Linked DNA regions of Mus musculus: region 2 is linked to region 1. A link is a loop called in an ENCODE intact Hi-C map of the cell type or tissue named here. Cell type or tissue: left cerebral cortex. All regions are shown on one strand.

Region 1 (2,500 bases):
CCCAGTACAGGGGAATACCAGGGCCAAAAAGGGGGAGTGGGTGGGCAGGGGAGTGGGGGTGGGTAGATATGGGGGACTTTTGGTATAGCATTGGAAATGTAAATGAGTTAAATACCTAATAAAAAATGGAAAAAAAAAAGAATTAAGGAAAACATAGTAAGTAAATAGTCAGTATTTCAAGGTGAGGGGTTTTGGCATCCTTTTTCTTAAATTAAGTGTAGAGCTAAAGAAAAATAAAACTGATAAGAAAATCCAAATACAGAAGAGTTTATATTTAATATAATTCCATAGAGATAAACACTTCTTTGTGAACAGCACATTCTGAAACACATAGGAGGGAAGAGATAACATCAAAAATAGTAAGGAAAAAGAAACCAGACTCCAAGAAAATGTTTCATTGTTCACATGTTTTGTTGCTGTTAATTTCACCTTATGTTGTAACAGGATTAATGACTGCTCGGATATACACTATATACATGCACTTGGATACACATAACAAAGTGTAATATTACAGAATGAGAAAAATAATAAAAGAAAAGAAAATAGGGAGTACAGTTCCCAGCTAGAAAAGAGACAGTAGTTTCTACACACAAGGATTAGATTTCATTTTAAATTTCCCCACTGCCAAGGTTAAAAAGGAAATACATTTCCATTAACTGATAAAGTGGAGTATATCAGCTCTTCATTAGGAAAAAATCTTTCCTGGCACTAAATTCTAGAAGAGGATTTATCATGTATACCATTATTTGAGATGTTGACTCCTATAATGAATAGTGGCTTTGCAGACATTGTGGGGCTATTCCTTACCAGGTCATTTGTTATATCAACCTACGTAAAAAGCTAAGGGCATAATATTACATTGTGATCAGAGAATCAATTTGTGTTTGGAGCCTTGGAGACACTTGGGAGGGTGGAATGGAGAAACAAATTCAATCATGTGGAAACAAAAAGAATTAATTGGTGTGATGCTGCCACAATGGATGTAAACCCTTGTGTGCTCTAGTATCACTAAGGGCACATCTTTCAAATTTCATCATGAAACTTAGAATAAAAAAAACAATTTTTAATTCCCACCTGCCTTTGAGACTTGAGAAGACAGAAGGCTGAATCGCCAAAATCAGCTGACAAGGTAATTGCTTATGGTGTACTGTGTATATCCAAACTGCTGCTCTGTGGACCCTATTGCCAACACCAGGATCACTCTTTATGCATGGATGGCTATCATCCTCCTGCTTCAAACCCTACAGGTACCAGCAGCATCAGAACCTCTTCCCACCTTTACTGACCTCCTATAATGGTTCTATAATGCCTGGATTGCCGTGGCATTTCCTCCTGCACTCCTTACCTGATAGGTCTCCTTTCCTTGTTTTTTACTTTTCTCCTCTGCCTGTATTTTATTGTATTCCAGAGTTCTGTTCTTAGCTTACTTTCCCTCTCTATCCTAGCCCTCACTCCCACATATACTCCTATTTTTGCCTCTGGCAATTTAGCTTTAAACTAATTTGTTCAACTGTCTGTGTGTACCTAAAATACTCGTTGATACTCTGTCCTAAACCAACAAGTTCAGGATTGCACTCCCTTTGCTATCCCAGGCATACCTGCTCGTGTTCTCCGGGTCTTAATGATTAGTGGCTCTACCCATCTTGCCAAAATCATGGGTAAAACTGTTAGAAACATCTCACTTTTCACATATCCATCCTTAGCCTTAACCTCACTTCCTCAAGACTAGCAAATTTTGGCTCCTATGTATCCTAGATTTGTCTTACCTCTTCTCTTAGTATGCCACTGCCATGATTGGTAGCCTAGTTTCCTCTTTGTATAGATAATTAAAATAAGCTTCCTTGACCGCCTAGCTTCCCAGTCGTATACCAATGAATGCATCTTCCTCTGAAATAGGACTCCTTTTCTACAAGGCAGATCTTTTATGATGGTCTCCTCCTTTCCAGCCTCTGCGGCACTTCATCACCCACATCAAGATTACAAGCGTGACTGTAGAGATGTCTTTTGATTTGGACCCTGCTGATTTCTCCTTTCTCTCTTTGCAATTTACATCCTTTTACTGACGAAATTGCTCCCATTTCCTGCACTCACACATGCTCTCTTATTTTGTGGCTTTGTGCATTGGCTGAAGTCCTGGTGTGACCGCCTCCTCTTTCTTCAGCTGCTCTTACTCATCATTTAAGAACAACTCAAGCAACAGCTTTGTCTCCCACAGAAAGCCCCTTGTAAAACCTCACTTGAGTTGAATGTCTATTGGCTGAGATACCTGAACAAGGAATGCATATTTTCTATCTGTATTTTTAGTATATTTTATTAATTTAGGCTCCCTGCAGAGCAGGAATACAAACTTGTTAAAATAATTTCCCCAGATTAACTAGTTAAGTGCATAAAAATGATCTCCATGTTTAAATGCATGTTTAAACATTTCCTAAAGTAAGTTACTTTTCCCAATAATATTATCTTTACCAATGTATATCTTAATAAAGTCAAATGAGAACAC
Region 2 (2,500 bases), 120 kb before region 1:
CTTTTAGGTACATGCTCAAGAGTAGTATAGCTGGGTCTTCAGGTAGAACTATTTCCAAATGGAGCAGAGACTGAAGGTAAGACCATCCAGTGACTGGCCAAATTTGGGATCCATCCCATGTGCAGGCACTAAACCCTGACGCTATTATTGATGCCATGTTGTGCTTGCAAACAGGAGCCAAAATGCCTGACCTCTGAGAGGCTCTACCAGCAGTTGGGACTTCCACTGGAGATCACTATAGAAAAGTTAGAGTAAGGATTGAAGGAAGGGAAGGGGATTAGAACTCCATGGAAAGAACAGCAATATCAATTAACCTGGACACCTCAGAGCTCCCAGAGACTAAGTCACCAACCAAAAAGTATACATGAGCTGGTGCGTGGCCCCCAGTACATATGTACTAGAGTCCTTGTCTGGCCTCAGTGGGACAGGATACACCTAATCCTCTAGAAACTTTACATTTTAGGGAAGGAGGATGCTGGTGAGGATGGGGTAGGGGTGTGATGGTGTGGGGGGAACACCCTCTCAGATGCAAAGGGAAGGAGCAGGGAGTGAAGAAATCTGGGAGGGAGTCTTTGTAAGGGGCAACATTAGGAATGTAAATAAATAAAATAATTTTTGAAAATATAGTGCAGACTTGCTTCATTGTGGTCTCAAAACAGTATTCCTCCTACCCAAACCCTTTTATATGACATTGATTTTGAATTTTTCCCTCAAACTTCATTATTGAGCTAATAATGACTCAGAAACCTTTGAGCTCAGAGCATCTGCATTGTTTCAGCTTCATTTGGAAACACTGCCCGTGAAATTCAAGAGGATAACACGTAATGAACTCATTGTCCAATAATGTGTCTGAAGACTGGATGAGAGCTGAATGTCATCTGTGTATGGCTTCTGTTGTTCTTTTAAGATACCTGTCTTAAGGAAGGGAATATATAAGTATGTGGATATGTGCCTGCAGTATATTTTGCCTGTCTGTGTATTACACATATCAAGAAAACTTGTTTAGCTAAATAAAACCAATGTTTATTTAGTATTTTTCTTGAGAGTTAGTTTGAAATTTATTAGCATATTTGTAAAATAATTTACTGGATTGAATAATTGTAAGAAATAATAAAATACTAATGTTAACTATTTCGCATACAGTTCTTTATATTGATCAATATATTCATGCTATAGGGTTTCACAGTGTGATCACATTTTCTAGGCAAACTAATTGAGTCTTAAGAAATTGAAATTACTTGTCCAAAGTCCTCTGAGGAACCAGATTTAAACACAGGCTGTCTGCCTGGTACTCTTTCTCCTAACCATAGTGATTTTACCACTGTAGCAAATACAGTTTGAGATCTAGGGAAGAAGTTGGCACAATATAGATAAGTGCTCTGATATTCTTAGCAAAAATATATTTAGATTAGAATTCCTGAGACCTATTGTAGCAGTTCACTATTTTCAAAATAGCATGGGGGAGATATTTTATAATAATGTAAGTCGCTATTCTCATTAATGAAGTTGGTGTGCACATATGTAATGGGAATCGTTATAATCCTTCATGAAGTTGTGTAGGAGCAAGGAGCATCTCTGGCATGTACTTCTGGCTCTCTGGCTCCTCCTCCTCCTCAGGCACATTTCTCCCACAGGCTCTCAGAACACTGTCTTACTGTATGGAGGGAAATGGAGGCTGTGAATTGCAGTTCATGTTTTCCCTCTTGCTTTGACTGAACATCTGCTCACCCAAGGCCAGCGTTTTTACTTCCATCTACTCATTACTATGGTTACCATGGTATATGCTCTATTTTAGGTCTGTATCTACTGGCTTGTAGCCATTCTCTCTTGGGGGAAGAAAAGAAAGTTTTCCAGAGCCAAACTGGCCTTCTATTCAGTAAATATGGTAATTTTTGCCTATGCTGAGTTTCTACCCATCCCCTTTCCTTTCATATTTGGTGTTCTTCTGTGTGCAAAGGGTTCTTTCCATCCAACATTTTTTGTGTGGACTTAACCACACATTTTCTACTTAATTACCCTCTCTGTTTTCAAAAGTTTCCCCTTAATTGCACTCATATAGGATGTGTTTCTATAGTCATTGTGGTTTTTAAATGTGACAGTTGCCTGCTATGTTCGCCTAAATATGGTATTGAGGAAGAAGATGCCTCAGATGGCAAAATGAAGATCATATGCTCCTCAGCCTGAGCTGGCCTACTGCCCTATGCTTTCCACTGGGATAGATAACGGGGACTATGTACAGAAGTTGATTCTAAAACATTCTAAGACACGATATAAAATGCTAAATGTTCATAAGAAAAATGATGTAAAATATCTCAATATTTTATTTTAGTACAAATTAAAATATTTATTTTATAAAATAAATAATTTAAAATTTTCTTTAAAGTATATATCTAAGGGCTAATACAACATATTATATATTACATCCCATTAGCTAGGGATACTTTAAGATCATTTATGATATTTGAAATGCCAGTAGATAAATAATAGCAGATCATATATT

Evidence for each region. Hi-C counts contacts between places; a loop is a spot of excess contacts. Peaks named below come from ENCODE experiments on the same cell type or tissue, not always from the same donor. Only the 100,000 strongest peaks of a DNase experiment are listed, where the experiment ranks them.
Region 2: a loop joins it to region 1, with 2.1 times the contacts of the local background. A loop is called at or near these places in 3 of 42 quality-filtered maps.

What each region holds. Positions count from the first base shown.
Region 1 is chr5:13,382,793-13,385,292 of GRCm38, forward strand. It overlaps a transcript of Sema3a not described here. Among named protein-coding and RNA genes, the nearest start is that of Sema3a, 15 kb to the right of the region's middle. In left cerebral cortex, no CTCF peak of the experiment used is centred here; DNase peaks (open chromatin) are centred at 1,232, 1,453 and 2,121; H3K27ac peaks cover 897 bases.
Region 2 is chr5:13,261,591-13,264,090 of GRCm38, forward strand. It overlaps a transcript of Sema3a not described here. Among named protein-coding and RNA genes, the nearest start is that of Gm52804, 120 kb to the left of the region's middle. In left cerebral cortex, no CTCF peak of the experiment used is centred here; DNase peaks (open chromatin) are centred at 1,362 and 1,713.